Regions from separate parts of the Mus musculus genome. Here regions 1 and 2 are each linked to region 3. The links are chromatin loops, found by intact Hi-C in ENCODE. Cell type or tissue: left cerebral cortex. All regions are shown on one strand.

What was found. Hi-C counts contacts between places; a loop is a spot of excess contacts. Peaks named below come from ENCODE experiments on the same cell type or tissue, not always from the same donor. Only the 100,000 strongest peaks of a DNase experiment are listed, where the experiment ranks them.
Region 1: a loop joins it to region 3, with 4 times the contacts of the local background. A loop is called at or near these places in 4 of 42 quality-filtered maps.
Region 2: a loop joins it to region 3, with 5 times the contacts of the local background. A loop is called at or near these places in 6 of 42 quality-filtered maps.

What each region holds. Positions count from the first base shown.
Region 1 is chr6:92,089,508-92,097,507 of GRCm38, forward strand. Nr2c2 (nuclear receptor subfamily 2, group C, member 2) reads left to right here and starts at 2,926. Exons shown (of 15, transcript NM_001347342.1): 1 at 2,926-3,307. In left cerebral cortex, a CTCF peak has its summit at 3,079; DNase peaks (open chromatin) are centred at 1,883 and 2,783; H3K4me3 peaks cover 3,435 bases; H3K27ac peaks cover 2,626 bases.
Region 2 is chr6:91,436,434-91,444,433 of GRCm38, forward strand. 4930471M09Rik (RIKEN cDNA 4930471M09 gene) reads right to left here and starts at 4,421. Exons shown (of 3, transcript NR_045980.1): 1 at 3,928-4,421. It overlaps 1810044D09Rik (RIKEN cDNA 1810044D09 gene), which reads left to right and starts at 4,554. Exons shown (of 2, transcript NR_038153.1): 1 at 4,554-4,725; 2 at 5,009-5,322. In left cerebral cortex, no CTCF peak of the experiment used is centred here; DNase peaks (open chromatin) are centred at 4,511 and 4,992; H3K4me3 peaks cover 1,415 bases; H3K27ac peaks cover 1,225 bases.
Region 3 is chr6:91,512,448-91,520,447 of GRCm38, forward strand. Xpc (xeroderma pigmentosum, complementation group C) reads right to left here and starts at 3,441. Exons shown (of 16, transcript NM_009531.2): 1 at 3,259-3,441. The coding sequence starts at 3,352. It overlaps Lsm3 (LSM3 homolog, U6 small nuclear RNA and mRNA degradation associated), which reads left to right and starts at 3,588. Exons shown (of 4, transcript NM_026309.2): 1 at 3,588-3,631; 2 at 4,601-4,711; 3 at 7,102-7,197. The coding sequence starts at 3,611. In left cerebral cortex, a CTCF peak has its summit at 3,364; DNase peaks (open chromatin) are centred at 3,490 and 6,338; H3K4me3 peaks cover 2,366 bases; H3K27ac peaks cover 1,035 bases.

The DNA of each region.
Region 1 (8,000 bases), 580 kb after region 3:
TTGTGAGCAGAAAACAGCCTCTGTTTTGAGGAGGTGGGATTTAAGTATATATTTATTTTTACTGTGACTTGTTCAGGACCACATTTTACAAAATGCCTTGTTTCATTTACTGTTGTTTTGGAAAGGAAAGTTTTATGAAAACTGTTTTAGTTTGAATATAGAATAGGTATATTAATTACGGCTTTATTTTGGAAAAATCTTGAGTTTTAATTCAAATGTTTGCTAATACCTTCCAAAGTAAGGTGATATCCAGAGACAGTTGCTGTGATCAGCTGGCTTGTGGACATTTCTGGGGTATTCACATTTGAAGATTCCTTATTAATGAATGTCTTTGACTTAAATCTAACCAAGAACTGCAACATTATTCTTTGTACATTTTCATTATATAGTGTTAACAAGCTTAGTTGCAAACGAATAAAATACTTAAGCTATTTGTTAAAAAAAAAAAAAAGAACAACCCACAGGTAAGCATATAACCTATATATTAAAATCCACCTTACATTGTGCCATTTTGTGTGTGACTCTAAAAAGGAGTAAGATGTTATAAAGTCTTCCTGACCCCTAGCTTCCAAACACTTGTTACCTGCTAACAATGTATCTGTGCGGTGCGCTAATGTGTTATTTTCAAGAGAAAAGTTGCTACAATTTTAAACATTTCATTTGAAAAGCTACTTAAGGTTACAGCAAATGCGGCCAACAGAAGCCAGGCTAACTTCACCGGTGAACCAGTAGCTTCAAGGAGCTCTGGTTTTCCTTACTGTGGTTACTTAAAGAGGGTTCCAGGTCCTGAGTCTAAGTGGCAGATCCAGAATATCAACTGAAGAAAAAGAAAACTATAAACCAAGATAAGTGCATTCATTATGATTTATTTTTAAAACGTGAGCAATTGTACTGTTCCTTCGAAAACCCCATCAACGTGAATTTTTACACTGTATTATTTAGCACTATAAACTTTAATTCTTGGAAAATTCTATTCCAGACCACTTCATATTTTCAAGGATTTTACAGTGAAAGGACTTATATATGGGCTACCTTAGGCATGTTACTGAGCTCTCCCGGGGCACACGTTCTATAAATGAGGAAAACTTCCTTGCCTCCTGTAGAGGCTCCTTTCAGCTACAGGGTCTGTAGGGCACAGAGATACATCCCTGCCCCCCCCCCCCCACTTTCCCAGGAGACAGGAAGGGGAGGGGACTGTGTTTAAAACACTTGCCACAAAATAGAAAGTCGATTAAGACTATGGGCATTGTTAGAGTCACCCTATTGTAAGCCTAAATGTCTACTGCAAAAATCTTGAAGCATTTATTTCTAATGAGCAAGAGGTGTGTGTGTGTGTGTGTAATTAGATGGTAGAGTATATCCAATCTACACAGCTCGGTGATCAAGGGGAGTGGGTGAACATTGCAGGCAGACACTCAGAGGGAAACGGCGGCACCTTCCCAAGCCCAATGAAGAAGTATAACCCGGAGGCTTTTCAGAATGCAATCAGTGCGTGCCAAAGCTGCTTTTCTCAAATCGCGAAGGAGAGGGGCACGGGACTGCACAAGTCTGGGCTCCAAGGCTAAGCACCTGTTTTAAAAATGGGCCTGGGGCATCTGCACACTTGCCTGGTCCGGCCAGAGGCATGCACATCCTCGGAGCTTTAAAACAGAAAGCTACCATCCATCCCAAGGAAGGTACCGGGAGCTCAGTGCACTCCCAGGACACCGCTCGCTTGCAACATCTCGGCGCGGCGCCAGGCAAGGGCCCGCTTCTCCAGCCTGCAAGCGGTGCCTACGGGATCGGCCGCACCTGCCCGGCCCAGGCCTGCGGGCCTCAGCTCCGGCGGCGGCCGCAGCGGCAGCGGCGGCGTTCCGGTGCGCGCGCGCGCTCAGCCAATCGCGTGCTCGCCCGCCCCCCGCCGCCGCGGTGAGGCTGGCGCCGGGAAGAGGAAGAGGAACATTCGCCCTCCTCCTCCCAGCGCGCGGGCGGCGGCGGCAGCGGCACCGGGGTCACGAACTCTGACCTTTCACTGACAAAAACAATAACAAAGCGCGGTCCCTCCGCGACCCCGGCGGTGCCAGGGCCCAGCCCGCCGCCCCGCTCCGCACCGGCCCGCCGCGGCGTCCCGGCCGCCCGAGCCCCCGGGCTCCTGCCCTCCGGCGCCTGCCCGGCCCGCGCCCTGCCCTCCTAGCCGGGGGCGCCGGCCGCAGACACGGGATCTGCTCCGCGGTTGTGGTGGCGCCCGACCCTGAGGTAAGAGCAAGCCCGCCGGGCCAAGCCGCGGCGCGGCGCGGCGCAGCGCGGCACGGCGGAGGAGGGCAGGCCTGCGCCGCCATGGAGGCCGCGGAGGCTGAACGCGGCCTTTTACCTTTGCCACGGGGCGGTGGCGGCGGCAGCAGCGGGCGCTTTGCATAGTGGGCCGGGCCGCACCCTTCCCTCCCCTCTCTTCCACTCCCCTCCCCTCCCGCGGCCGAGCCCGGCGAGCCGCTGTCCTGACCGGGCCGGCCGCGCGCCGCGGGGGCGGAGAGGGGGACTGTCCGCGGCCCCGCCTCACGCCTGGCCCTCCGCCAGCGCCGCCATCTTGTCCCCGCGGCGCCGGCCAGGCTCCCCTCGGCGCGCGCCCGGCCTGCCCGCTTCTTCCTGTGTTCCCCGCTCCTCACCCCAGCACTCCCCGCCTGCCGTTGGCTGCCACCCTGGCCCAACCGCCGTTTTTCCGGACTAGGAGGGTGGAAGGGGAGGGAGGGAGGCGTGGGCAGGGCACGACCTCCTGAGTGACGGCCGGGCTGGCCAATCGTTCCCCCTTATAGGAGGGCCACGGCCTGCGGCACCGCCCCCGGGGCTGTGCTGGTTGGTCCAGGTGGGAGAGGGAGGTCCCGGGGGCCGCTAGTGCGGGGTGTGAGGCCGGGCGGGCCAGCCTCTGAGGAACTTGGTGGGTCTCGGGCTGGGAAGCTGGTGATGCTTTTTGAACCCATGGCGCGGCCAGAAGGGAAGAGTTCGTCGGCACTTGGAGGCTCTCCGGGGTTCGCGCTTTCCTCACGACTCTGGACGGAGCCCCTCTGGCGGGCTCAATTTCAGTCCATGAAATTGGGACACCAGACGTTCTTGCCAAGCCTCGCCTCTCTCCTCAGCATTGTTTGAGGGACTGTTCTCTGAAAATGGAGTCCAAGCTACTCTGCCAGCCTCAAAAGTAATTTGCAAATGGTGGTGTTAGTTTTTTCGTCTTATTGTGGTGCTGGGGACGGCCCTGCCATTGAGTAACATCCCTAGTCCCAAAATGGTGATGTGGAAATATATAAGGAACCAACTGGAGTGGAAAACTTGTGAGGTGATTCTCTTTCCTACTTTCATTAAACACAGTTGTGCGTAGCTTTAGACACTAGGACACTACTTCCAGAGATTCAACTGACCTGGGCAAGGAGCCATTCTCCCCCCAGAATTTTGGATGCCGAGGGGATACAAAGGCTCAGAGAATGGTCAGAGAATGGAAGAAACTGGATGATGTGCTGAAGGAATCGTGAGGGCATTAATTTAATTGGATGGTGAGGAAGTCAGGCTTCACTGAATGTTTGAATAGATTTCAGGAAAAGAGCTGGGTTCTGGATAGCAAGCTTGAAGATGGGAAGGGAAGATTTTCCCACACTTTTTGTTGAGTAAATTGTTGCTGATACTATTGATAGCTAAGTGCTGCATATTTAATTGGTGCATTTTTACCCGAACTTGACAGTTGGGATAGCATGCCCAGCAATAAAATGTCCATTATACTAAGCAGGGAATTTGAATTGGACTTCAGTAGGCATTCTTTTAACATATTTATCTTTCCCAGAGATAAAATTGATTGATGCTATGAAGCTACTGAAAATCTCATTTATCAAAGTGGAAAACAAACTTTACAAAATATAATGTTAGCTTCCATTGGAAAGTCTGATGACTAAAATATTTGTGCATATAACATAGTAGGAAGGGCTGGCTAGCATGTAGGAAATCAAGTTTCATCCTTAGCACTGCATAAACTTATGTAGTGCTGCATATCTGTAATCCCAGTTACTGGGGCGGTGGAGGCAGATCAGAAGTTTCAGTGTCATTCTTGGCTACATAGAGTTTTAGGCCAGCCTGGGCTATAAGATCCGGTATCCAAAATAAAATATTTGAAATCAAACAATACCTTTTTAATAATATGAGCAGTCTCAGTTTTAATTCTTTCTTTGGATATCTCAAGAGACAGTGTAAGTTAAGCCAAGCAAACATTTCCAAAAAGAGATTGGAATAAGCTGTCCCAAAGTGACTTGCAGCCCAGTGAGTTCTACACTGTGGATTTTAAAGTTTTCCTGAATATTTATGAGGTGATAGAATCTTCATGAAATAAAGTGACAACCCCCTTTCCCACTCCCAAAGCATGATGGCTCTTCCTTTTGGGTTTTCTCTTTCCAAAAGCTGGAAATTTTAAAATCACAATACAGTTGATATTGTAATGATATCAGATCTTTTAAGGATGCAGACCCTTCTTTCAGGCACATGGGTGAGAAAGTGCCCTGATACCTTTAGTTTCTGATAACAGCAAGAATAGCCTAATCACAGGTTCAAGGCTGTTCAACCACAAAAGGGCGTTCTAATTGGAGACACAGCTATCAATCTGAAGCTGCAGTTTTCTCCAGTTATTTTGTATCGAAATCCTTGTCAGTCTGTAGTCAATCAAACTTTTAAGAGACCATCCAAGTATGGTGGTTGGCACAAGACTTTATCACACACAAGAGTTCTAGGCCAGCCAGGGCTACATAATGAGAATTCTGTGTTGGGATTGGGAGTAAGGTCTGTGTCAACAGTCTCTTCCCTTTATAAGAGGAATTCTAGGACTTTTTGAGGGTTTTTTTGTTTAGTTCTGTTGTTTTGTTTGAGAAGTTGTCTAGGTTGGCCTTTTAACCCTGGCCTCTAGTGATTTCCTGTGTTAGCCTCTGAGCAGCTGAGACTTTAGGCTGGTCTGTGCTACCATGCCTAGGTGGAGAAGTTTTTAATACCAAGCGACCTGGTATGATAGAAGGATCTTGGGTCATGGAGTCAGAAAAACTTGGTCCCAGAATCTTGATTAAGCAGTCTTTTTGAGGTTATACATTTGTAAGCTGGGGAAGAGGGAGCCAACACAAGGATGGAAGAGAGTGGGTGAGGATTTGCTGCAGTAACTGCAGACAAGAGAGGTGAGACTGGTGAGATAGCCTGTATCTTGCTTGAGGTTCACATTTGAGTATGTCTTTGAGTTCTCCTGTGTGCCATTTGCTCCAAAGGTTTGAAGTATCAGAGTGGACACCAAAAGGGATCATCTGTGAAGGGAGCTTAGCATCTCAAGGGGACTGAAGCCAATCTGGGCCACATAATGAGTTCCAGGCTTGCAACCCTGTCTTGAAAAACAGAATAGGAAATGGCCCTTGAAGCTCATCAAAACCAGCCTAGCCACCTGATATATATTCCCTACATTTTAGTTTGTCTTCCTTTATTGCTGACTATGAAAAGCTGATTTCCTTTTTTGGAGACAGGGTCTTATTATGTAGCCCTGGGTAGCCTGGAACTCTCAGAGATTCACTTGACTATGCCTCTTGAGTGCTGGGATCAAAGGTATATGTTGTTATATCTCACTTAATGGCTGACCTTTTCTTCTGTGTGTGATCATCATCTGAAATTCATGTTTCTGTGACACGCTATAGGAGATGGTTTTTTGGTCTTTGGAGGTTTAACTTGCCTAAAGGCTGACATTCTCTGTCATTCTTTGCTATCTTGTTGTTCCTTCCCCATAACCGTTGCAACTTTCTGTGAACTCTGGTAGCTAGGATACCTCTCCTGATTACTAAAAAGCTAATGTTGAAGCAGGAAAAGCTTTCTACCTAAAGGTATGACAGCCAGGGAACACTTTCAAGTGGCATAGCTCACAATGATGAGAAGGAGGTGTGTATAGGGGGAATTGAAGCCCAACTCAGTACATTGGCATGGGCATTGTTTAAGGGCATTGTTTAGCCAGGTTCATACCTTAGCATCTGGGCGTCTTGGAGAGATGAGAAATGAAATGTTAAGGACAGGAAATGAATAAGTTACTGCAGACTTTTATCTGGACTTGATGAGGCAGTCTTGGATTTTAGAAAGCATTATGTCAATGAAAGTCAGTTTCAGGGCAAAGTATGACTTATAGGCAATAGAAAGTACCCCCTCCATTATAATAATAAAAGACTTAAAACCCTTTAATAGGTGGTGACAGGATCTATTTTGTATTTACTGATCAGTAAATACAAATTCCTCTCTATTTACATTCTAACCCCAAAGGTTTTTGGAAATGTTAGAATGTAAATAGAGAGGAATTTCATTGCAAGATTATAATTTTCTCCAGTTTGGATTCATGGGAGATGTGAAAGAATGTGCTTGGGTCTGGAGCAAAGGGCAGCTCTTAGGAGAAATAAGGTTGGTGGTACTGGGCTCAAAGGTGAGAGCTCTCCAGAACCTTCCTTGTTTACCTTTACTGCTCTATGTAGTAAGAATCAGCTATGCAGGAGCTAAAAAAGGTTCCTACCAAGCTACCCATAGGTGCCCTTTACATTCTAGTACTGGCTGATTGGATGCCTCTTGAGAAACTGCTCAATGCTGGAATGCTTCAGTATGCATTTTCAGGGTCTTCTCTTCTACAGTGAATCTGATTGTGTACTAATGGAACATGCTAGAAATGACATTTATATTGCTCATGATCCTCTCTCCCACACCCCTATTTACAGTAACACAAGATTTACTAGGTTGATAAGATGAATACCTAGTAATTATTGTTTTACCAACGTGGAAAGCAGATGTCACAAGTGGTATTATATCAGTCCTCAGCTGAAAAGGCTGGTGACTAGAATATATATATTGACTCACTTAGTACAACTTTTAAGAAATGAGATTATTTTGTTTTTCTAGAGAGATATAAGATACTCCCTTATAGAATGTGTAATTGAACCGGGTGTAGTAGTGCATACTTGTGATCCTAGCTCTGCATCTTCTAGTGTGTGACAGGATCATGAATGAATGAAAGGTAGTGATCATACAATGAATAAGTACCACCTATTATAGTTAGCAACAAAGTAAGAGACGCTAAAATCTGGAGATATACAGAATGAGGGGCCTACTTCAGGTGGGAGGTGGGAGGATGGCAAGTTTGAGGTCAGTCTAGGCTACATAGTGAAATCCTATCTCAGAAAAGCAAAAACTAAAAAGTAAATGAAAATAAATAAAAGGGTTTAAAGTGGAAATCAGTGATAAAACTTACTTAGAAAGTAAGGCTTGGGCATGATGGCTTACACCATTGATCTCAGCAGAGACAGGTAGATAACTGAGTTAAAGACACGCCAGGGCAAGATCTCAGTTACCGTAAGGCATGAGTAAGACTATTTACAGAAACACTAGTATAAGAGCTCCAGACTAGAAACAAGCTGAACACCAGCTGTAAATGATCAAGTTATGGTGTAGTCATGTGTTAGAATCCTAGACCATAATGAAAATGGACTGCAGGAGAAGCTAAATACACATAAAGTATATTACTTATAGTTAAAAAAAACAAGCAAAAACTATCCTTGATAATAGATATTAGAAGAAAGGAAAGTTAATGATAACAGGGGAGGTGCTTTGGAGACTTCAGGCTGCTGGTACTGTTGTTTTCTGGTGTGAATACATATTCTGTTAGTAGACAGTCATCACAGTGTTTAGTTTGAGCACTTTTTGCATTTGCATGTTGTAGTTCAGTAAAATTATTACTTAAAACTGTTAAAAATTGCCAGGTGGTGGTGGTGGTGCATGCCTTTAGCCCTACCACTTGGGATTTGAGTTTGAGGTGAGGCTGGTCTACAGAGTTCCAGGACTACTACAGCCAGGGCTACACAGAGAAACCCTTGTCTCAAAACAACAATAACAAAAGTGTTAAAAATTATCCTCACTGTTCTACTTATTTTCTTTTTTTTTAAATATTTATTTATTTATTTATTATATGTAAGTACACACCAGAAGAGGGCATC
Region 2 (8,000 bases), 76 kb before region 3:
ACTTCTTTGGCTAGGGGTGTATCCAGATTTTTCATCTGCTATTTCTCTTGTTTTCTTCTTGTTGAGTGTTAAGGGTTCTTTGTATTTGGATACAAATACATTATCGTACACATTGTTTGCAAATGGTCTCTCCCTGTCTGCTGTGATTCAAAGTATCACTCAGGAACTTTTACATTTTAATGCAGTGTAATGTAGGGGTTTTTTTTTTTTCTGTTGAGATTGTGATTTTGTGGTTGAATATACAATCCCCTTGTGAAGCCAAGGCCACCTAGATTTTCCCTCATGTCATCATTTTAGAAATCTTGTAGTTTTTGACATTCAGGCCTTCGAATGTTAAATTTATCATTAGTTTTTGTGAAAGTTTGCAGGTCAGCGCATCTACATTCATTTTTTTTTTTTTAGGTAAGAATGTTGATTCTTCCAGTTCTGAAATCTGAAAAACTCCCTTCTCCTTTGGTTGTTTCTGCTCTTTTAGCAAAGACCAGCCCTGGCTGGGTACAGGTCACTTTCTGAGCTCTCTGTTCTGTTCTGCTTGCTTGTTCTCTCTTCAAAACACGGTGTTGGTAGTTACTGTAGACTGCAGTGAGGGTGGAACCCAGGAAGATTTAGCCTGGACTCTTCCCCGGCACTGAGCCTGACTGCAGGGGTTCTTTTGCATTCTGGGTGGACTTTGGAATGACCAAGTCAGAGAAGTGATGTCAGAGGAACTTGAACTTCTTTCCATGTCTTCCCATCAGTGTTGCCTATGTCTTCAGTCTGATGCTGTGCACATGTTTCTCTGAGCGGGACCAAAATGTGTCTTTGTGCTGATAAAGATGCTTTTCAGTTTGTGTCTCCAATCTCAGTGTTCTACTGAAGTGGAGAAGCAGTTGGCTCTTCTCTGTCGGCCTCGATATGACAGTCTTGTTTTTCGATTGGCTATAAGTGGGAGAAGGGTTATTAACCATCTGGAGCTCTCCTTCTGAAAAAGGTACTTGCAAATGGGCAGTTTTATCTCTTCCTTTCCCACCAACATTCCTTTCATTTCTTTTCAGTATTTCTCCCATTTAATGTTATAGGGCCAATGAGATGGCCCAGCAGGTAAAGCGTGATGACCTGGGCTTGATCCCAAGAGAGAGACTAGAAGGAAAGATTGGATTCTTACAACTTGTCTTACACAATTGATTTCCACAATTGTGTTGTGGCATGTTTAGAAAAACTAATGGAAGGAAGGGAGGGAGGGAGGGAGGGAGGGAGGGAGGGAGGGAGGGAGGGAGGGAGGGAGAGAGGTCGAAAGGGAGGGAGGGAGGGAGGGAGGAAAGGAAGGAAGGAAGGAAAGAAGGAAGGAAGGAAGGAAGGAAGGAAGGAAGGAAGGAAGGAAGGAAGGAAGGGAAAATGAAAGAAAATTAGTTATTGCACTAGACAAGATTCCAGCTTGGCGCTGAGTAGGAGGAGCTTGGCCTGTAAGGAGGGACAACTCACCACATCCATGACCTTCCTTCAGCGAAGGCCCTGGGCTTCTACTTGTTTACCGTGGCATTGGCTCTCCGGAGTTTCCTAAGTGTTCTTTGGCAGGCTGGGGTAGTGTTCCTCTATTGCTTGTTTTCTCACAAATTGGTCCTGGATTTTACCAAATGCTGTTTCGGCATCAGTTGATAACAATTCTATGTCTCTTCCTTGAGCTTCTGAGATGGACTCTATTAGTCGATTTTCACCTTCCAGCTGGTTTAAACACCTGGAGTGACTCACACTTGCTCAAGGTTTGGAGTCTTCTCTGGTTTCACTGTCAGGGTGATTCCTTCTCAAAATGAGCAGGGCTTCTCTCTGCCTTTATCTTCTGAAAAAGTTGGTAACACACTGACAGTGCTGCTTCTTTAAATGTTTGGTAAAATTCATTAGAGAAGCCATTTGGTGATAGGTTGTTTTGGTTGTTTTTTTTTTCACATTATTCATTCATTCAATTTTCCCAGTGATATAATTCCATTATACTCTCTATTTCTCCTCTGGTAGTTTTAGTGCCTGAAGGAATTGATCAGCTTCATCTAAGCCTTTAACAATTAACTTTTAATTAAAAGTTTACAAAGAGAGCAAAAATACAATGCAGTTAATTTACAAATGCTTTCTTTAACTATTCTAAAAGAAAAATCAATACAGTTTCATTGAAAGTCTTCCAGAGAATAATACTGCCCCACTGCCACTTTTTGTTAAAACATTATGACTAAGATATATATGTATATCTTATGTTCCACATTGCCCAACAGAATCCTCTGATATTACTTGACTTATGACTGTTTAATAGGTACTAATTATTTATTTGCATTTGCCATCTAATCATTAAGTAGAAAATTCTTAACAATATAGAAATAAACAGCTAAGACAATTTTCTCCCAAAACTTTCTAAAAGAACGCACTTTTTTCCAGTTTAAATATTAGAGTTTGTACACTCAGTATTTTAAGGAAATGTCCTAGTCTATACAAAAAGACAATACATTGGAACAAATGCTATTTTTGAAGGAATACATGCATTTTTATTGTTTACATATAAAATACTGTAAGGGTCAGCCAGTGCTGGCCCATTATTAGCAGTCTTGGAAGCATTCTAAGCATATTCCTAGAAAGTCATGTTATCAACAGTGGTAATCCCTCTCGCAGCATTTTGATGTGTTGTCCTTTTAGGAACCTAAAATTGATTCCCATTTTTTCGCTGTTGAAATTCTGTTTCCAGTTTTTAAATGATTTTCCTCGGTTTCTTTCTATTACTTTACTGTTTGATTTCTAATATTCTCAGGAGGAAGTTTAAATTACTGGCACCAGATCTTTCTTCTTTCCGGGGTACACAGCTAGTGTTACAAATCTACATGTGGACCTTGTTTTTGCTGCAGACCACAAGGTTGGTGACTTGGTTCCATTTCTTCCTCCCCAGTTCCTTCTTTGTCCCTTTTATTTTCAGGAATAGAATCCAGGGCTTCGCTATGCACTAGACAAACACTACACCACTGACCTCCACACCCAGCCCCTTTTTCCAAATTTATTTTTGACTTCTTTTAAGTTCACATTTAGATCTGACTTGCAGTTTGGAAGCTGCACAATTCACAATTTGGAAATCATGGGAAACACAACCAATAACACCTATAAACCAAATCTGCATGTGAGGATGGATGGGGTGGGGGGCTCCTGTCATGCATAGGGAGAGGACCTTTGAGTCTACTGCAAACTCACGGGAGGTACCAGGAGTCTCACCAGATAGGAGAGGCACCACTACCATAAAACAGACCTCAATTGACTTAAACTAGGGATCAGTCTTAGAGAATAGATATGAGGGACAGGATACTAGAATCAGACTGAGAGAATGGTTGGGTGTGTGCCCTGGGGAGTTAGGTCTGTGTGTTTGTGCTGTTTTGCCATTCATCCAATGATGGACACCCACACTGAGTCCATGACTTAACAAGTGCTGTACAGGAGTTTATATTCCTTCAGGCGTGGCACAGTCCTGGGCAAGTTATGAAAGGAGTCAGATTAAATCTCTAGATGTTTTCAGGAGAGGCTGCCAGCCCTAACAGCTGCCACACATCCCTCCATATACACCCCCACCACAGATGATGGCTTCTGTGTAGTCCAATGAGAAAATTTTCTTCTTAGGGTACTTTTTAAAACATTTTTGAGACCTGTATAATTAGTCCATTTGTGTCATGAGAAAACTTCGTTTCAGCTGTTTGTTTTTTCAATAAGATGACTTTCCTTAACAGGCAAAAAAGCAGTACTCATCTTTATTATTGATTTGAGATAGTATATATATATTCAGGAAAGTTGTCTTAATTTCACATTAATTACATACATTGCTTTCCTCCTTTATCTTTATACATAAAATAGGCTGTTGATATATCTTGAAGAATTTTAAAGGATATTAAATGTTTGATTAAAAAAAAAAAAGGAGTTCGTGCTGAATACCTGTTCTCTCAGCGAACACTCACTCAATCACAAAGCAAATGTCAGTGTTTCTTCTGGAAAAAATCTTATCCAAAGTTTACAATCAAAATTACAAATGGATGGGATTAGCTCTTAAACATACTAAAAGATGTATCATAGATGTAAAACCAACTGTTTTACAGTTTTCGAGCTCACTCTCATGTGGTTCCACATACTCTGGTTCCAGGAGTTAGTGCTACGGGGCCTGCTCACTCACCCCACAAAAAAATGAGCGATAAGACTGAGGGCGGGAGGTCATTATGAGCTGGTCGCCCGGGAGGGCGAGTTTGGACCGTGCAGTACCTTGCTAGCTGAACAGGACAGGGTTAATGTCTAGAATATACAAAGACTCAAAAAATGAATACCTAGAAGTCAAGTGATGGGCTACGGATATGAGAATACAGTTCTCAAGAGTGTTCAAACGGCCAGTTCCACCCGAATATGAACCGACAGCTAGAATGCCAAGGTAGCTGCACGGGACCTTCCTGCTAGACTGAAGCGCTAGCAATGGAGAAGCTGGGCGGAGCCTCCAGTGCAGTAGCGGCGACGGCGCGGTTACATGACGTCATCCTGAGGCGCTGGCCAGTAGCGTCATCAGTTTGAGCCGCTTTCCTTGCCTTGGTCCCTGAGAACCGTCTTCCGACCCTTCCTCCTTCGGTGCTGACTGCTCCCGCGGCTCTTTACGCTGAGATGTTTCACTGACTTCTGCCTGAGATCTGGAAAAGGAACACTGCCCAATAGATGAACATGTGTGAAAAATAACTTCCAAGGAACATCATGGTACTAAGTATCAAATGGAAAGGGAAAGCGAGCAGGCATATTTCTGCCATGGCAGAAACAGCTCTCATAGGCTTCAGAAATAGCCTCCTCCCCGCCGCACCCCACCCCCACCCCCGAGTTCGTCTTCCTCCTGATGCGGGAGGCTTGACTCCAGGTGTTGTTTAGTTTCCTTATCAGTAGCACGTGATGGGGTTCACATATCCACTGCCAGGTCTAGTGGTTGCTGCTTGTTACTAATCCCGAGGCTATCCTCAGATCCCTCATCTCTTCCGCTTTCTTACAGTGCGCAGGGACTGTGCTAAACAGAAAACTGTCAGTCACTGCGGGAATGTGCCTCCCTGATCGCCGCGATCGCCCGCTGCCGCAGCTGTTTCTCCTTCACACGCATAGGCTCCCTGTCTTGCATGGGAGGGAGCAGACCCAGGGGACACCAGACCAACTTGAGTTCACATGGGTTGACTATCCACACCTCTCTCCTCTGTCTTTGGTATCCCGTGAAGTGTGCTGTGTCTCCTCTACCCTGTGATTCCTGTTCATCTCAGGAAGCAGCTGAAAGGGTCAGGAAGGTCCTGGGACATTAAACTACTGTTTGGATGATGTTTGTCTACACTCATTTTCTGGGGAATGATGCGGCTGCCAGACCACGTTAGTGGTCAACTGTCAGGAGTCACATGTGTCCTGAGTCCCTGTGGCCTGAGGGCTCCAGCTATCCCTTCAGTTCTTGGCACAGAGATGTGCTCATGACTGCTGAGCAAGGACAGCTCACAAATCTGTCAGGTTCGAGAGCTCTTCTGCTTGACCCCCTCACTACAGAGGAGGCATCTGGGACCTCACTGCCTCTGGATGTACATCCACTATCCCTCTTCCCAAAATCCCCACAATCACACCTGGACTCATGCTTCAGGTTTCTGTCCAAGGGCTCCAGCTCCCTTATGGCTGGTCCTGTGATGAGGCAAACCATCGTGGTGGCTGGTGAGCAGAGTGACTTGTCTTAAGGTGGACAGAAAGCAGAGAGAAGGAAGGGACCATGATCAAAACATACCCATACAAGTCACTTACTTTAACAAGTAGGCCTACTTTTACTAGTTCTGCCATTTGACAATCACCATGTGAAATATCACCCTAAGTAGTTGTATATAGCCTGTAACTCAGGGCCCACAGGCATAACAGGAGCTATGAGTATTATCCAACACATCTGTACATACTGTCAATCACGATGTCGAGATGTGAATGGACACCCCTGGAAAATACCATTATATCGGACACAGTCAGGTATGTGTGTTTCTAAAGTTCCTGGGCATCTCTCAATCCTCACAGCCTGGGGGTCAGTGATGCAGACCATCAGGAGGCCCTGGGAACCGACAGACAGAAAGGACACAAGTTTTCATGTAGCCTGGGCTAGAGTGAGACGCTTTCTCAAAACAAACAAAACCCAAACCCTCAAGAGCTAATGATACAGCCCAGTGGTAGAGCTTTGCCTCCCATAAGCCAGGCCCTGTAGTCGAATCCACAGTCACACATACCACCTCACTTCTCCCCCAACACAAGTGTAGGCAAGTGTGAGCATAAAAGTTACAGAGACTCTTAGGAGGAGTCTGTACATTTCCCCTGTGTGGCTCGGTTTCTATGCCTCAGACTGGGTGGGGGCCCCTCCATTCTGCTGAGGAGATGTGTGTTCACAGTTCATTCACCCAGTTTGTGTTCATTTATTCATTCCCTGCTCAGCACCAGGTCCTGGAAGGTAAAACATGGGCCCTATAGATTCTGCTCATCAGAGATCATCACCTGCATGAAGCCATTCTCAGCTCCACTCCATTCCTCAGCCCCTTCCAGCCTCACCCAGCCACCATCAGTGGGGCATCAGCTTCAAACACCCATCTCTTGATCACTGTGAGATACTGCAGCTGTTGGTTCTAGCCATGGGGTCCTGGTATGACCAGGTTGATGGAAGGACCCAAAATGGAGCAAAAACAAGAGACGCGAGAAGCAGATGGTCAGAGGGGGCAGCATTAGGAGAGAAAACACAAGTATTCCAGTGTCCAGATGAGTCTTTCCCAAGCTTTATGCTACATTAGTTCCCAGGACTCATGCACATGCATTCTACTTTGTAGACAGGATGGCAGTTGGTTGCATTACAGAGGAATCCCACAGATCTGCTACTGGGGCCTTGCAATTCTCATTCTTATGAACTCAGCCTTGACAAAAGCAGGCTAGCCTGACCTGGAGTTATCTGGTGGTGATTGTAGGTTTAGATTTTTTTCAAAACCTACTTTATTTAGGGTTCTTAAATGCTTCAATCTCTCTTCTAACCCACCGACCAACAGTAGGGGAAAAGAAGGTTAATAGGAAGAGTGTTGTGGATCTGTTTAGAAGTTGTTCATTGGGGGAGATTCCACTCTTCATTGTCAGCAGTTCAGTTCAATAGCAAACACCAAACACGAATCAGTAGGAGCAGCATGATTCAAAAGAAACAGCAAGGCTCCACCAAATTGGCATGACTCAGCAGAAGCAGACATTGGCTGGAATACCATAAGAAGTTCTTTGGTGCATTTCTCTCTGGTGAAGATCAGCTATGAAGACCAGTGAAGAAGCAAAGCACTGCATGGTGTAGCAGTGCAAGAGTGTCCTCTGTTTGCAGGGTTCTTTTTTTTTTGGGGGGGGGGGTATTTATTTCTTTTACATTTCCAATGCTATCCCAAAAGTCCCCAACACGCTCCCCCCACACACTCCCCCACCCACCGACTCCCACTTCTTGGCCCTGGCATTCCCCTGTACTGAGGCATATAAAGTTTGCACGACCAATGGGCCTCTCTTTCCACTGATGGCCAACTAGGCCATCTTCTGATTCATATGCAGCTAGAGACACGAGCTGGGTGGGGGGGGGGCGTAATTGGTTAGTTCATATTGTTGTTCCACCTATAGGATTGCAGATCCCTTCAGCTCCTTGGGTACTTTCTCTAGATCCTCCATTGAGGGCCCTGTGATCCATCCAATAGCTGACTGTGAGCATCCACTTCTGTGTTTGCCAGGCCCCGGCATAGTCTCACAAGAGACAGCCATATCTGGGTCCTTTCAGCAAAATCTTGCTAGTGTATGCAATGGTGTCAGCGTTTGGAAGCTGATTATGGGATGGATCCCTGGATATGGCAGTCTCTAGATGGTCTGTTTGCAGGGTTCTATTTATATTCTTGGCCCTCTGAAGTGTTTTTTTTTTTCTCAGCAAAACATCACAAGCCCTCTCACAGGACAACTTTCAGAAAAGTATCACATGACAC
Region 3 (8,000 bases):
TATCCGGCACACTTAAAGTATCAAAACTCTGAATACCCAGGGGAGCCTGGTGGTATTCACCTGTGAGTCAAGCACTAGGAGAGTGAGGAAAAATGATTCCCAAAAGTTATAGGCCAGCCTGGGCTACAAAGCAAAGATTCTGTCTCAAAAAAATAAACTACGCCAAGCCAAACCAAACAACCCTGAATAGCCTGCTATGAAATGATTAAATCACCCTATGACATATAACATTGTGTTGTTATTAATGCAGAGTCTTCCTGTGTAGCCCTGACTGGCCTGGCACTCACTATGGAGACCAGGCTGTCCGTGAATTCATAGAGATCCACCTGCCTCTGCCTTCTCAGTGCTGGGATTAAGGGTGCACCTCCATGCCTGATTTAATTAAATCATTATTAAAATAAAGAATCATGACATGATATGAACATGAAGTGTTGTTTTTGCTGAGTATGGAATACACAGCAAGGAAATCGACCATCATTCTGCAGCAGTAATCACTAGAAGACAGAAACAGGTGGCTTTTCAGTATTCTTTGCTGTGTTTATTTTCTGCAGGACACAACGGGGGAAGGAAGCCTCTCAAACAATATCCAGATAAGTTTCCAAACCTGAGAGCTATCTAACATACCTAACCAGTCTCCTTGAACTCAATGTCACTTCAACAGTTCCAGAATTACCACTGTGGCTTGGTCATTCAGCTACTGAGACTTAAGGGCAAGCACCTTCTCCCAAGACCCTTAGGATGAATTCAAATTCCTTAGCATGATCTCCAGGCTGAGGTCCTTGCCCTTCGGTCACCTCAAGTCCCAGCACTCACCTCTTCATTCTGAGTCTAGCCACGAGTCTTTCAGCATCCTGTTTTCTCTGCATAGGAATACTTACCTACCCCAACCCCATGCCACCGAACTCCTTATGAAGAGCTCAAAATTAACATAGTAACTGGTTATAATACCCGGTACTGACAGCTTCTTCCTCATACTGGTGGCAGTCTGATTAGAGCAACCAGATTTACTCCCCACCATGTGAATTTGCTTTTCATTCTCTCTTTTTAAAATCTTGTCATGTTCACCTGACTTGCCTTCCCCAAGAATCTCAGCATCCTACCAGCAGGAACTCTGCCTGCTTCATTTACTAGTATATTCCCAGGACTTTGGGCAGTGGCTGGGAATCCCTGAATAAATAATAGAGAAACTAATAAATTTCCCAATGAAGATAATACAGAGGGGGGTAAAAAATGAAGAGGAGCCGCCCACTCAGCAGCAAGGTGAGTATGATGTTCTTTGTTGCCAGCCAAGGACAAAAAGTGCCAAGCCTCATCTTCCTTTGCATGCACAGGGGTGCTCTTCAAATCCGCTGTGTAGAAGCTACCTAACCTCCTAGCAGACACTCAAGAAGCAATGAGCCAGTGAATAAGCTGAAGCTTCTTAAGCATGGAGTAAGCCCGCTCCTCTGAAGCTTAGCAAATATCAGCATCTCCTAGTGGACAGTGAAGCTATGACCTCTATGTAATCAGATTCCAGGGCAGTGGGCGGCACAGGGTGGGTGGGGTGAGGGTCACTGAACTAGTCCCGCTTTCTACCTAGTTACTTTAAAAGGTCTAGTTCTCCCTTCTCTCGCAGCATGCATTTTACACCTGAGCACTTGCTGCCTCTTCAAGAGAACCCAGGTTCAATTCCCAGCACCCACACTGCAGCTCCCAAATCCAGTTCTGGGGGACCCAACACCTCATCTAGCCTCTGCAGGCACAACTCACACATGGTGCACTGACATGCATGCAGGCAAACACCCATACCCATAAAATAAAAGATAATAAAGTAGAATTTTTTTTCAGGGAAAGAAAAAAAAAGAGGAAGAACAAAACAGGATATTGAGGGAAATGAGACTTGGTTTTATGAAGGTTACATTTTTTTCCTCAGACAATCAGATAAGAAGATCACTGAAGAATAAGAGGTTGACAGGGCAGTAACTGGGATTCTGTGGTAGTTGGTTCCCAGGAATGACTACTTTATGATGATCATGGAGTGAGTGTCTTAGACCTGAAGCAGAGAAGAAATTAGCCCCATCAAATATCCATGATGAACATTCTAAGCCAAAGAAACACCAAAGGCCAGCCTCCAGATAAATATACAGCATATCTAAAGAGCAGAAAGCAGGTCACTAAAGAACCAGGCATCTGCAATCCCTGTGATCAGGAGGATTAGACCGGAAGTCAGACTTCTAGACCAGCCAGCTGTTTAAATAAACAGGAAAAAAAAAAATCAAAATAAGAATATCTGAAACGGAAAGATCCAGATTTCTAGGCCAGCCTGCTGTTTAAAATAAACAGGAAAAAATCAAAACAAGAATATTTGGAAAGGAGACAGAATTGTGACAGCCTCTAAATCCTGTAGGAAACCAGCTAAGTGAGGAAGATGCTATACTTGCAGAGCGCAAGTCTGAGGGGGTTTTAGATAAGAAGACAGAGGCATGAGGTTTTGTTGTTCTACATCCGTTTGGCTGCTAGATGATGACCTGAGGCAGACAGATGAGAGGAAGCCAGAAAAGAAGCAACGTGAAGTTCACTTACTCAATTGTGGACAGGATCTCCAGCTATAAAATTAAAGAGAATTAGGTACAGATTTCATTGGTTCCGAAGCTGACTGGACTTGCTGCCGAACTGGCAGTTAAGAAAAGGTGTGATTTATTGAAATGGAACAACTGGAGGATGGATTTGTTTAAGAGGGAAGATGGAAGTTTTGCTTTGTTCAAGATCTAGGTAAGAAGCGCATTCTAGCCAGGGCGCAGTGGCAGACACGGGTTAATCCTAGCTCTAGGGAGGCAGAGACAGGTGGATCTCTTGAGTTTGAGGCCAACCCGGTCTACAAAGTAAGATCCAGAACAGCCAGGGCTACACAGAGAAACCTTGTCCGGAAAAACAAAGCAACAACAACAAAGCACATCCTAAACTCTGGAGTTACACTGGATGGCAGTCGGGAATTTGGAGAGAGATCTCGCACGCACTAGAGTCTCCCTCCGTCTTGGTTTTGGGGTCTCCTTGAGACACCTGGTAACTGCGAAGCTTTCTGCTGCTCAGCCTTCAACACTTGCTTAGAGGCTGAACTTGGCTCTAATGGTTAACAGAGGGGTTTAAGGCTGATAGCAGAGGCCCTCGGGGACGCCGCGCACCCGGCCGTGGAGACCTTGCCACAGGCGCAGATCCGCTCCGCCGCCCGCACCAGCCTCAGCCACCACTGCCTGGCATGTTGCAGACTCGGCCTCTCACCCGCAACGCTCTCCTCGTGCCGGGCTACTTTGTTGTCCTCGGTTTTCTGGCCCCGCTTCCGCCGCCTTCCGTCTGCGGTGCGCTTTGGGGCCATGCTAGCCAGAGGCGTTCCTCGGGACTACCGCGCAGGACGCCGCAGGTCTCCGCGTGCCCGCCCCGCCCGGAGGCGGGCCACGCCTGGCCGCGCCCCCAGCCCAGGGTAGGACCACGCCCTCGAAGGAAGCCCCGCCCCCATGCAAACTACGAGGGCGCGAAGGGACAAAAATAATATAGTTCGCCTTCAGTGCGTGGCGGCCTAAGGTTTCTGAGTTCCTGTTCCCGCGAGAGGTGGAAAGGGCGCAGCGTTTGAAACATGGCGGACGACGTAGATCAGGTAAGTTTGACCTGAGGCGTTCGAAGAGGAAATGCTTTCGCTTCTCGCTTTTTCCACGCTTCCCGTGGGATGGCCCTTTTCTTTTTTTCCGAGTCACCACGGCCTTCCGTAGCCGGGCCTGCTCCTGAAACCTCCGTAGGCCCAGAGTTTCTCAACCCGCCCGTCTACCCATCGCGCTCGTCGTCGCCCTTTCTCTGTAGAATGAATGCAGGCGGCTGGAGATGCCCATCTCTGGGAGCTAGCTGTCGGGATTCCGACAGAAAGCGGGAGGTCGTAGCAGGACACCAGTTTAGCAATCCGAGTGAACACGGGGGGCACAGGCAGTGGTTCCCTTGGAGTGAATTACGAGGGGAGGTCAGAGGAAAGGTGCAGTTCTAGGAGATGGAGAAACTGCTAGAGATGGAGTATGAAGAAAACAAGCAAAGATCTGGTACACAGGCCAACAGAAGGGCCTACGGGCCTCTGCACCTACCCTTCCCTATTTCTTAGGTAGCTGGTGTACCTTGGCCACCAAAATGTCTTTCACACCCTCACATGCACACACAGCCCCTGCACACACACACACACACACACACACACACACACACACACACGTACGTACGTGCTACCCTACTGTGTTTCTCTCCAGAGCATGTTGTTTTAAATATGTATAGCCCCTGCACACACACACACACACACACACACACACACGTATGTACGTACGTACGTGCTACCCTACTGTGTTTCTCTCCAGAGCATGTTGTTTTAAATATGTATTTATTTAAAGTGTTTCTTCCACAACTAGAGTGTAAGTTCCTTAATGGGGATTTATTGGGGCTGGAGAGGTGGCTTGGCAGATAAGAGCGCTTGCTGATCTTGGAGACAACCCTGGTTGTGTACTAGCACCCACATGCTGCTCTCTCAGCTGACCAGTGATTGAAACACCACCCGGCCTCTGTATCCTATGAGTAAGCCTTTGCCTTTCCTCAGCAACAGACCACCAATACCGTAGAGGAGCCCCTGGATCTGATCAGGCTCAGCCTGGATGAGCGAATTTATGTGAAAATGAGAAATGACCGAGAGCTTCGAGGCAGACTACACGTAAGTCTGTTAAAACATCTCAGAGCCAGAGGCTGCATCCTACCTCCTTACAAATTAGAACTGCAGTGTAAACTTACTTTTTTGAATTTCTTTTGGGAATTGGAAAATCCTTCTATTCACTTTTAAAATATGTTTTCCTTAACCAGAATGGTTTTTTAGAGAGGGGTGGGACTCCGGTGAGACAGAACAAGGCATCTGATCCCCTGGAGCTAGAGTTACAGACTGTTGTGAGCTGCCTGATACGCTCAGGTCCTGTTCAGGAATCCAGTGCTCTTAGCTTGAGCATCTCTCCAACCATAGAGAACACTTTCGTTTCCTTCAGTTTTGTCTTCTGCTTATTTATGAATAAACTTGTTTGTTCTCTTGGGTTTAGACAAGGTCATACTAGAAAACCTGGCTAGCTTCAAACTCCAGCTCCCTCTGCCTCTCTCCTGAGAGCTGGGATTACAGACATGCTCTTCATTCTTGGCATTGTCCTGGATTTTTTAAAGTTATTGGATAGGGTATTTTAGCTTTTGACATATAAAGCTCTGTTTTGTCATGAAAAGAATTAAATAGCAGGCTAGAGATAGTTTGCCTAGCATGCGGCAAAGCCCCTACCCTAGCACTACCCAAAAAAAAAAAAACAAAAACAAAAACAACTTCATAGAAATGGGTAAAATTAAAGGCGAAGTTCCATTTTTCTCTATGTCTGACCACTGTTCAAAGTTGGCTGCATAGTCGTCTGCATGTGTATATGCCACCTGTGTCTGAAGGGGAGCCTAGTGAGGAACGGAGGCATGTGCCATGGTTCCAGTACTTAGAGGACCAAGGCAGGACGATCATATATTTGAGGCCAGTCTGGCCTACATAGTGAAACCTTGTCTCATATGTACACACTTTTTTCACATGTTTTTTGTGTGGAATAATTACACAGCTGACACAACGCCACAGGATACAGGATTCTGTGTCAGACTTCAGTCTCCCCCCCCCCCCCCAGCTATAAAGCTGCAATGGGTACTTTCACAGATATTGCTTGTGCACATTTATATGTCTGAGGAATTGGTCCCATCATTGTGTACTTAAGGTTTTGTCTCCTCTTGTTACTTCCCTCAGGGCTGTTTGTTTACAACAGGAATTGAAATAAGTCTTTTAGTTCAGGCTTAGAAATTAGAAACAACCCTCTACTGACAGTGACAGAGCCACTGTAGGGGACCAGGCCATCCCACTTCAGTCTCAGTCTTAGAAATTCATGTTCTTTCATGAAACCCAAGGATAAAGAATTGATCTACAAGCTGGCCTTGTGGGAACAGCAGTGTCAGTTTGGTGAGAAATGTGGGATGATGCTAAATTGCATGGCACTCTGGTGCACGGAATGATCCCCAGGCCAGACTGTGGCCTCTAACTTGGAGTTGTCTGCAGCTCTTACCTCTGCAGTAACGGCCCAGCTTTCTGTTTCCTCCCTGCTCTCCAGATGAGTTGCTCATTTGTGTAGCTGCCAAGCAGTTCCTTCCCAGTGTGGCTGTTAGGCTATTTTTAATCTTGATATGAGCAGGCAAAAGCGCTTAGCACTTTGTTAGAAGAACATGCAGTGGGTTCTGAACAAGCCCCAGGAGGTTTGCTGTTTAGTAAAAGGAATGAACTTTGGAGATTGCACTGAACACTGCGGTTGAAATCCTTCCTGATTGAGCCCACAGATGCCAAAGCACGTTAAATTCTGGATAAGTTATAAATGGGCAAAGTGGAGGTGGGACAGATGGTTGGTGGGTAAAGTGTAAGGACTAGAGTTTAGCTCCCCAGCACCTGTGGAAACACCAAAGCAAGCTGGCTAGCTAGACAGTCAGCAAGCTCTTATGTTCGACCGAGAGGCACCATCTTAACACATTATGTGGGGAGCAACTGAGGAAGGCATTCAGCTTCAACCTCTGGCATCCACACACATGTAAACATGTAGTACACATGTACACCACACACATACCCATGTCCACAAAAATGGGTCAAATTTTGCTGCACCTGTTTTGTTGTGAGCATCGAATGACAGTGTCCTTGCTTGAGAACCATGGTCCTATCACACAGCAAGTGACAGGACTTTATGCTGCTTAGTATCTCAAAAGAAGTCTGACAGAATTTGCTGTTTTTTCATAATAAACTATTGTGACTGGTGGGACCGCCTTGGGTAACAAGTGAAGGCGATGCTTAAGTGTTCTTGGGTTGCATTGAGTGGACTCACTTTTTATCATAAGCAGTATTGTCACTGGGAATGGCTTGTAAAGACATGATAGGCTAGCACAGAGGGTGTTTGTTATTTGCATGTAAAATTTTGGGTGTAAGTATTGAACCTGTTACTTAAAATCCACTTGTATCTTTTGAGCCATGTTACTTGTTTCTCATATCTCACCCTCCCACTTCAGGCTTATGATCAACATTTAAATATGATCCTGGGAGATGTAGAAGAAACTGTGACAACGATAGAGATTGATGAGGAGACATATGAAGAGATATATAAAGTGAGTCCTGCAAGTCTTTGCTTTGACAATGTCAGTTCTCAACATGCAACAGCTTAACACATATTTGTGGAAAGCCCATTATGTTCTGGCACCTACTTAGGAACGGTTAATAGATTGTATAACTAAAATGCAAGTGTTTTTGGAGTCACACAACCTGTTTTTAACACTGATCTTAAAGACAGCTGTATCACTAAAGCCTGCCCCAACATGGGTGACAGCTCACAAAGCTGGAACCTGGCACACACTGCACAGCCTAGAGGCAGCTCAAGAGTTTGACAGTGCCCTTTCCTGTCAGCTGAATTGGTCTGAGCCTTTGCCTCATGAGTGCTGGGATTAAAAGCTTGTGCCACCACACCAAGCCCACAAATGCAATAGTTTCTTTTCTTTTTAAATTTAAAATTTATGTGTCTGGATGTCTGTGTATGTCTGTGTACCATGTGCATGCCTGGTGTCCAAGGAGGCCAGAGGAGGTCATCAGATTCCTTGCAATTAGAGTTATAAACAGTCACGAGCCACCCTGTGAATGCTGGGAATTGAACCTGGGTTCTCAGGAAGAGTGGCCGATGCTCTTAACTGCTGAGCATCTCTTCATGGTCTCTACGAATGTGTCATGTGCCTTGACTACACACAGAGGCAGGACAGACTGGTGCTGTAGGTAGTATCTACAGTCCTTATCATGCAGCACTGTGGAGAACACGACATTGCTGCCTTATATCGCTCGTTACCTTTGAGATGGGAAACCAGACAGCAGCTTCCCCTTGGCCCGTTGTATGTTTTGCCCTCTCTCAGCTGACATAACTAAT